2 separate regions of the Homo sapiens genome follow, and region 2 is linked to region 1. Evidence: chromatin contacts called from ENCODE Hi-C or POLR2A ChIA-PET data. All regions are on one chromosome and are shown on one strand. Each heading gives the region's core, a stretch centred on a gene start or an enhancer-like site at or near the end of the contact. The rest is flanking DNA. Distances are from core to core; before and after follow the strand shown.

What was found. Hi-C counts contacts between places; a loop is a spot of excess contacts on that map. ChIA-PET counts read pairs that join two places held with the same protein, here RNA polymerase II (POLR2A).
Region 2: a map of dorsolateral prefrontal cortex shows a loop between it and region 1 (5-fold over the local background). The contact joins the enhancer-like site here to the promoter of NRG2 in region 1. A Hi-C loop is called at or near these places in 1 of 168 maps with a recorded cell type or tissue (dorsolateral prefrontal cortex). POLR2A ChIA-PET finds 5 or more read pairs at or near these places in 2 of 52 experiments (MCF 10A and Panc1).

What each region holds. Positions count from the first base shown.
Region 1 is chr5:140,039,775-140,044,706 of GRCh38, forward strand. NRG2 (neuregulin 2) reads right to left here and starts at 3,525. Exons shown (of 10, transcript NM_004883.3): 1 at 2,596-3,525. The coding sequence starts at 3,295. RefSeq lists enhancers at 1,428-1,617, 2,990-3,659 and silencers at 2,958-3,167, 3,328-3,667.
Region 2 is chr5:140,239,260-140,243,738 of GRCh38, forward strand. CYSTM1 (cysteine rich transmembrane module containing 1) reads left to right here. Exons shown (of 3, transcript NM_032412.4): 3 at 4,046-4,479. The coding sequence ends at 4,152. Among named protein-coding and RNA genes, the nearest start is that of PFDN1, 62 kb to the right of the region's middle. RefSeq lists enhancers at 1-805, 1,644-2,482, 2,483-3,319. Within about 2 kb of position 2,257, at least 17 of the 41 ENCODE cell types and tissues checked have a DNase peak (open chromatin) inside an H3K27ac peak, as active enhancers do; they include dorsolateral prefrontal cortex, where a contact is called at or near this core.

The sequences.
Region 1 (4,932 bases), core at 2,275-4,774:
CTAGCTAAACAAAGCAACAATGCAACCTCAGTTGCTCAATGTAACGGCCATGACGACAGTTTCCAAGTGCCAGTTTCCCTATTTTGCAATGGGCAAATCTGCTCCAAGGAGAAAATGTTCCCAATGACCCTGTGGCCCAGAGGGCTTTCTTTAGAATAGAAAACAGAAAATGAATTTGTTAGTTATTTCCTGCTAAGCACAAGGACAGTGTTGTGGTTAGTTAGGATGATTTTGTTTCCTTATTTAATATAGCATTACCAGTACATGTTTTCTTTAACCACATAGTAGAAAACAAGAAAATGCAGTTTATGCTCTTCTGTTATATTATCACCAATTCCACAAGTCTCACAAATATGTCCTTTAATTTCTAATCCCCTTATATAAGGCTCCCCAAAATGGTACCTATTTATATACTTCCCTTTGAATATCAATTCAAAGCAATTTTTTTTTGCATTCTAAAATGTTTACTGCCATACACATTCCTGATCCTTGATAATTTGTGATATGTGAGGGCCCTTCCTTTACCAGTGATTGCAGTTCTAAATGTATCTTTTTAAGAACTATACTACACATGCTATTTTGATAATATGAGATGATCATAACCTAGAAACAGACCATATTTCTGCCCCTCAAATCTTTCATGATTTCTGCATTCAACTGTTAAGCTACTGAATACCCACTAGAACAAACAATGTGTAATTGATAAGGTGTATTGTGTTGGGGGAAGGAGAAAGTAGGAGGAGGGAGACAAGGGAGCAGAGAAGCCAGTTACTCTATGGGGTTATCTGACAAAGACCATCAAGTCCTCAGCGGCCCAGACTAGGGATTATGTGGAGATGTACACTGTGCAAATGCAGGAGCAACTCACCAACAACCAAACAGAAGCTGTCCTTGGACAAGATTCAATAAATATTTTTACTATCTATTTTCCACTGTACAATACTGTTTCACAGCTCCCCAAGGCATCTCAGAGTATTTTAATACTCCCCAAGTATCAAAATACTTAATAGAATAAAAAATTAGAAATTCTTAGCTGGTCTCTACTTGTCTTTATAAAACATTTCAGAACATAAAACCAATAATAAAAAGCAGTCAACAATATTCCTAAGGATAATGTCAGAGCGATAAACTGCTGTTATCCCCCAAAGTTTTCCCCTCCTTATTAAGACATTGCCAAGATTCTTCTCATTAAAGTGATCACAGTTTAACATAGTTAGTGTCTAGATATACTCCCATCACTAAACTCCTAAAATTTGCCTCCTGAAGGGGGTGGGGGAGGAAAGCTTCCAAAAATCATAGGTATCGATCTAGAAAGATGAAGGCAGCAAAACTTACTATAAGCTGTTACACATATTTTGCTACTCAAACAAAGCCTGTCTACACTACCCAGAATCAGTTGGTAAAACTGGTAAACATACCAACTTCTATGAGAGTACAGGACATCTATCATAATTCAGCGATTACACAGTCCAGCAAGTCATACCGCATGCCAACAAATTCAGCTTTAGTTGGGACAAAACGAAACCTCAATTTGAATAAGCACGAGACAGGCTTACACCAAATACTCCAGTGTGGGACAATTTGATTTGAAATATCTTACTAAGAAGTAAGTACTGGATTCAGGGACAAGAAGAAAAAGCTCTTAGACTGACATTTCTTTGACTTTTGACATGGGAGACTTCCATTCCCAGCTGCAGAGATCTACAGATTTCAGTGTTTTGTTTCTAATCACCTGCATTCCTGTGCAGCATCCAACATCATGAAGATGAGAGATGCAGTCAAATACATCCGGCGAGTAAGACGTTAGAGCTGAACTTAAAGCATTCAGCAGAAGTTACTCTCTTTCATCATCATCACAATCAACAGACCTTGTAATTCCCCCAGAAACAGCTAAAAAAAAAAAAAAAAAAAGGTGTCTGCTTGCTAGTCTTAAGAGAAGGATGTGCTACCTGCTTAGCAAAGACAGGCAATCACGATGAAGAAAAAAACTGGAGCCACATGGAGGACGGAAAACAGTAGCAGAAAAAGTCCAACTCTGCCTGCGCCAGCGGTGTGGATGAGCAGAGCAACGAGCCCAGGAGAGGAAGGAGGGGGCGGGGGCGACCATTCCCTAGGAGAACTTGTAAGCGGAGGCCTTCACAGCCTGGGAGTCTGCCCAGCTGCTCCCGCAGACCCTGCCAGCCTGGGCACGGCAGGCCCGCGGCAGCAGGGCAGGCAAGGCCTCCGAGGGTCACTCCTGACTCACTGAGCCTCAGGCCAGCACCGCCAGGACCTCTCCGTTTTTCCTTCCGCTACTGGGCTATGATGGCAGCTTTCCAGCCCCACATGCCATACATCAGCCGCAGATCCCCGCTGGCACAGGCCAGCGCCTCCCTCCGCCCCCCACCCCTGGCACACTTTGAGCCTGATCCTTCTTCTCTCCAACCCCAACCCCCTCACCCACCCGTGCCAGGCGCCCTGCCCAGGGGCGGCCCCACCCCCCCAGCGCCCGGACGCTGCCAGGCCCGGGCACCTGCAGCACCTCCCCGCCCCACCCCCATTCTCCACCACCTCGCCCCTCCCCCCTTTCTCCAGCAAAGGGAGGGGGCGACTCACCGCAGTCAGTGCACAGGATCTTGCCCACCTCTTTCTTGAGATTTTTGCCGTTGGTATCGAGGGGGGCAAAGGCCGTCTTAAAGACTAAGGGCTGTTCCGTGGGCTCCAGGAAAAAGATGTAGCGCTGGTTCCTTTCGAGCGGCACACAGGAGCCCACGCTGATCACCTGCTCGCGCTGCAGCCCCCCGCTCCGGAGCGGCCACTTGTCCAGCACCTTTACCAACGCCACCCGACCCGAGGCGGGCGGCTCTCGGGTGCTGTTGGAGCTGGAGCCGCCGGCTGGGACCAGCCCCTGTACCTTGCCCTCCACCACCACGGGTGCCTTGTACGCCTGGTCCTGCACTGACTTGAGGCTGGGCGAGTAGCAGGCGAGCGACACACCGAAGAGCAGCATGGAGAAGCCGGGGGCCGGGTCGCGCCTCATGCCGCCGGCGGCTGCGGCTCGCGAACGGGCGGCGGCTCTCCGGGCTGCGGGGCTGCGGGGCTGCGGCTGTTGCTGCGGCCGCGGCTCTGGGGGCGCAGCGGGACGAGAGATGCTGCTGTTGTTGCTGCTGCTCCTGCTGCTGCTGCCGCTCTCGCTGCTGCTGCTGCTGCTGCTGCTGCTCCTCTCGCTGCTGCTGCTGCTGCTGTCGCTGTAGCTGCTGCACCGACCCTTCTCCAGTGGCGGCGGCGGCAGCGCTGAGCAGCAAACCTGCCGCATCTGGCCAGGCCATTTGGGGGGCTCCGCCGCTCAGCCGCCGCCGCCTTGGGAGGGGAAACAGAGCCCGCTGGAAAACCGGAAACAGCGTAACGTTAGCGCCTCTTAGCCCTCCACCGGCAGCCCGGGGAGGTGGCCCAGCTAGGGCAGGGGGCAGGCGGCAAGCGGGCCGCGATGCGCAGCGCGGCGCAGCGCAGCGCTCCCACCCTGTGCGCCAGGACCTGGAGGAGGATGCGGAGGATGGGACGCCCGCCCACTTGCTCTCTCGCGCCCCCTCTGCCCCCGGACCGAGTAGGGAGCGCGGCTTCTGCAGGGGAAGCTTGGGACTGCACTGCTTTAGTGCCCGCCTTCAGCCCGCAGGGGCGCGGGAGGAATCGTGCCACCCTTTGCTCCCGGGATTTATCGGCATGACAGTGGGGGTGGTGCGTGAGGAGAAGGCGAAGAAGAGATAACGGGCTCCTGGCACCATCCTATGAACGTGGTAATGGGACGCAGGGCGTGCCCCCTGCCTTTGGCCAGCAGCTGTAGGAGCCAGAGAGGTTGCCATGGCCAGGGTGGCCGGCCAGCCTCTCGCCTCTTGGGCTGTCCTCTTTCCTAGGAGGACCCTGGAGCCCAGCCCCTAAATGATACCACGTGCTCGGTCCTGCCACCGCCTGGTGAACGCTGGATATTCGACTTGAGGTGGGGGAGAATCCCAGCCCCGTCATTTTGGAAAGAGTTGGGCCACAAGGTGTCTTGTCTTAGCATTGAGGACACCCAAGCAGAGGTGGTAGCTGAGAAAGGGCCCAGTCCCCAACACTCTGGGCTTTCTTCAGCGGCCACGTGGGGATCTGGCTGAGCACTGTACAACCTCATCTTTTAAAAATCTGATCTCTAAGAAAGGTGGGGGGCTTCTTGGGAGCCAACAGAGAGCCAGAGCCTGTCAGGGCCAGAGGCTGCTCCATAAAAAAGGTTTTTTTTGTTTTGTTTTGTTTTGTTTCCAAGGCTGATGCTTGCAAGAGGCAGAAGAGTTTGCTGCACTGGAGCCAGCATCTGATTTAAAACACACACACACACACACACACACACACACAGGTCCATAATCCATTAGCCTATCAATGAGGGTCCAGGGAGTTTTCAACACCCAGCTTTTAACCTTGAAGGATGTGGAGCTCAGGAATGCCAGTGAGCTCTTGGGGAATTTTATACCGCACTGGGCTCCACAGGAAACTGGTCCAAGGATGAGTGACTTAGGCTAGGACTGCTATTCTGGAAAGGAAGTAGAGAGAGCTACACCTTTCCTCCTAGCTAAGAGACATCTTAAACTCAATACATCCAAAGCCAACATCATTATTTCTTCCACTTCACTCCAAATCCCCTATAATTATTAATGCCACTGTTTTATTCTTTTAGACTACATCAATCCATTACAATAAGTCCCTTCATCTCATCTTTTATTCTTCCTCATCCAATTAATCACCAAGGCCTTTGGGTCTCTCTTTTAAAATAATCTCCAATTTATCTACTTCCACTCCAACTCTGCTGCAAATACCTTAAGTCCAAGCCCTCATCATCTCTCACCTGGACAACTTCTAAGCCTTCTAACTGGTCTCCACTCCTTTCACCTCATCACCTATCTCCAGTCCTACCAATGCCAGAGT
Region 2 (4,479 bases), core at 1,007-3,506, 200 kb after region 1:
TATACTCACACTTCCTGCAGGTCATCCCTGCCCTGACCTCTATGGAAACTGGAGCCCCACTTGCCCATTGCCTACCCAGAACCAGGTTTCTGAGTAGCCCATGTGAATGTCATCTCTGGGAATGTACAATACAGTAGTCCTAGATCCTGGGACCAAGGGGACTACTGGTTGGTGTGTCTGGTGGCCAAAGTGGCAGTGGGCACTGGTGGCCCTGGAGAAGACCCCAGGGCTTGTTGGACAGGCCTGGCATCGTCCATCTATCTTTTCTGCTTCCAGCTTGAAGGCAAGAAGGTGGGAGGTGCCCCTGCCAGAAACTGCTCAGCTCTTCCCAAAGCTGCTGCGCACCTGAGACCCAGGGCTTCCTGGGCCTTTCTGACCTAGCCTGGGCTCCTGGGCCACATCTGTGTGCTCACGCACCTCTCCCTGCACGTTCCCCACCCCACACTTGTGTTTGCATCCATGTGGCAAAGCTCTGGGTGCCTGCCCCTCTGCAGGCCCCACATCAGACTGGGGCTGAGAATACTGAGGGTTGATTCAAAGGGCTGACTGCGGGCAAGAGAGGCAAGCCAGTGCAGGGTCCCCTGGACCTGACCCCCACTCCACCTGTAGTCCCCTAGGAATAGTCCCTTCTTCTCTGGGGCCGGTTGAATAGGGTGGTCTGAGACACTAGATAGCGAATGAGGGATGAGCCTTTTGGCGCTGATGCTTATGGAAGGAAACCAGTCCTTAAGACCCTGCCCGCGTCAGGAGCTGGAACCCAGCTCCGGTCCCTAGACTGGCCACAGGGGGGCACTTGATCTCCAAGAAGCAGCTCAATCTGAGCAGCCACAGCAGGCACCAGAACCTCTTCCCAGGTTGGGCACTGACTGCTACCAACGTGCCCAGAAAGGTGGTGCCTGTTACCATCCCAGCACCCCCCCACTGCTCTTTTAACCCCTCTCCCTTTTTTCCGTCTTTTTAAAAAGGTTTATATTTTTAAATAGCATTCCAATTACAGAAATTGAGAGAAGAGTTGCCGAGATGGTAGTTTCTGTAAACAGTTTAACATCTTATGTAACCATAGTTCTGCCTGCTTTTTGTCTTCTGCTTGGCTGTAGAGGAGGCAGTTGCCAGGATGGCCCATCTCTGGTTGTGGAACACCTGGGTTGGGGCCACCTCTGCCACAGCTCCTGCTGGGTGACTCGCACTGCCAGCTAAGCCTCAGTGCACAGAGGGCCCCGGGCTTCAAGTACTGAGTGGCCCAGGACCCAGGTAGCATGGGGTGCCAGCCAGGATAGTGCACGAGTTCTCAGGCAGAGTCCCCCATTGGGAAGTGGGGAGTGACGGGGATGGTAGCAGAGCAGAATGCCAGGAATGGTGAGGCCCTGGGGTGGGTGGGGATCCTGGGGCAGAGACTAGGCTGTGCAGCTCAGTGCACCCTCTGGAGATGCAGTACCCTGAACCCTGCACCTAGAAGATGCAGTTGTAAAATTTCTGGGCCCCACCGCAGGTGCTCTGAAGAACTGTGAGGGCTGCCTTGGGGGTTTCTCCTGCGCTAGTCATCCCTGCTTTGGGCGACTGAAGCAAGGAAAACGCAGGTCACTCCCACCTCCAGACCCACGCTACTCCCCATTGCCCATCCTCCCAACAGCCCAGGAGCAGAGATTCTGTCCTCAGCTAAAGGTGAAAAGGTCCTAAGGCTTTTGGGAAACTTGGTGCTCCAGGAAATAAGTGACTCGGGTTTCTAAGTTATGTGTGGGCACTCAACGCCCCTGTCATGGCTGTCACAGCCCTCTGGTTTGAAGTCCTCCATTTTGTAGCTGCTGTTTCTAACCTCTGTCAGCACTGCCTGGGAGTAATGAGTTCAAAGTCCCTAGTTCCCCACGTTTCCAAGTATGTTATGTGAAAGCCCTGGCAAGAACGAACCTGATTAAACTGGAGGAAAAAGGTGGAGCAAGCAAGACTAGGACGTTTTTGTTTCCCCAGTTAAGCTGCCTGAGGTTCAGGGGCTCTGACAGGTGAGAAAGGCATGGCCACCGCCTCAGCCCTGTCTCTGGAGGCTGGGGAGAAGGGGAAGCAGTGAGGAGACTGACTGATGTCCTGATGCCCATGCCCCACACGGCGGTCATGAAGACTGAGTGGCCCCATGTCCAGAAAGCCCTCAGCACAGGGCCTGGCACTTGTGAATACCTCAATAAATGGTAACTTAAGAGAGCCTGTGAGGCCCCTCCCACTGCAGCCAGCCTCCAGCTGAGTCTCTGGCCTGAAGCCCAGGGATGGCCTGCACATGAATCAAGCAGGCTATTTCCAGAGCTGGCAGGGGAGGGGCTTTCTGTCCCAGGGGCAGGCGAGCCAATCCTGTGACAGGGAGAGCACAGGGAAGGGGTTATTCAAGGGGATCTGCATGCCATTGTATTCTGGTTTCCCTGTCCAGAGCTGCCCATGCAGGATCCCGGGGTGGGCAGGCCATCCAGGCAGATGGAAGGGACACTCTGCCTGGGGCTTTCCTGCTGCAGTGACCCCAGGGCCTGGGGTGGCCAGGCTTCAGTGGGTAGGGTAGGCTCTGGCTGGATGTGAGAGATGACTTTGCTGTAGCCCCAGTCACCTCTGTTCTCTTTCTGATCCCTTTTCTATCCCAGTTGGGTATGAGCAAGCCTGGCTTGCCAGAGGCTTTAGAGCCATAAAGGCCTGGGTTCGGATTCTGCCCTTGCCTCTGCCTCGTCACATGTGCTTGAACGAGAGACTTGAGCTCTCTAAGCCTCGAATTCCTTGCCTGTGAAGTGGGAATGATGGTAGTATCTACCTCAGGGTTGCTGTGAAGACGAAATCAGGTACTTGACCTTAGGAGGCCTCAGAATAAATGAGCCATTCATCCTCTCCCTCTGAGCAGGCTTTCCTGGTGAAGGGCATCTAGACCCAGACCTGTGCTGCTGAGTGGAGCCAAATGCAAGTGGACTAGGATTAAACCTGTGCCATAGGAGAAGGAAAAGGAACATGTCCGTGCAGTAGAGGGCAGCTGATACAACGGGAGGACCTGGAAAATCTCCCTACTAACCCACTCAGCGTGCCCTGTAATAGCAATGACACCAGGCTCCAGAGAGAGGCGCTGCCGAGAGAGGTCTAAAAACAGATACAAAACACAAGAAAACTGAAAGAAAACCCCTAAAGGACTGGCTTAATTGATAACATTCATGCATTCATGAACTTTGGAAAAGTGAAATGCTTACTGCTTATGAGTTTGATGACAGTGGTTGTTTTGAGATTTTCAGTGGCCACAGATTGACTAGCAGCCATTTAAAATATGTCCTTATGGGAAGAGAAGCTAATGCCGCAAATCAGCTAACAAGTAGTGGGTAGTTGGGGTCCTTCTTGACCTATGGATTTGTTTAGCACTCAGATCTCTCGATAGAGCACTTGGCCATGACAGGGCTCAGGTTTCCAGCTCCATTTGGAGGAAAAGTGAGCATGCTAGGCTCAGGAAGACACCACACAGGCTCCAGCCGCCCCATCCCACTCAGCCAGGTTTTCATCCCTGCCTTCCTTCATCGTTTATGTCAAGGTATAGAGGTTGGGGGCACATTCTGAAATTGTGTATTGCCCAGGAATGAAAAACCAGGGCTCTTGATTATTCTTTAAGGGTTTAAAGCCCCCCTTTAAAAGGAGATTTTAATTCCCTTTCCTCTGTTATTCTTGGGTGATGGGTCAGCTGTATCCCAAGAAATGACCCCCAGTTCCCCTCCAGGGGGGAAGACATGCTACCTGGTTTACAAACCAAGTAGGGTTGGCCAACTCTGGTTGCCTTGGCATGGGGCCATTCTGCAAGTTCTCTAGTACTTGTCCCTGTGAGGGTGAGGGCGTCCTGAGTCTGGAGTGGCAGGAGGGAGAAAGCAGCTGAGCTGAGCCACCCTCCTTCCATTCAGCAGCAGCAATGGCAGGAACACGGTTTCACCAGTCTGCTCAATAGTTTTCCCCTGGTGTAGCCTTCCTGTGGTCCTGGGAGGCTAACTTTGCAGGGCCTGGGGTTTGCACCAGTCCATTCTCACCCTCTTCCCTCTTCTCCCTCCAGTGTATGTGGTAGAAGACCAAAGAAGAGATGAGCTAGGACCATCCACCTGCCTCACAGCCTGCTGGACGGCTCTCTGTTGCTGCTGTCTCTGGGACATGCTCACCTGACCAGACCAGCCCAGCCGTCCTGTCCTGCCAGCTCTGCTGCCACCTCTGACAGGTGTGCCTGCCCCCATCTCTTCTGATTGCTGTTAACAAATGACTAGCTTTGCACAGACACCTCTACCTTCAGCACTATGGGATTCTAGATTAATGGGGGTTGCTACTGTTTAATTCAGTGACTTGATCTTTTTAATGTCCAAAATCCATTTCTTATTGATCTTTAAAGATGTGCTAAATGACTTTTTTGGCCAAAGGCTTAGTTGTGAAAAATATAATTTTTAAATTATACATTCAAGGTAGTGGCCAAATGTAACACATCAATCATGGAATGAT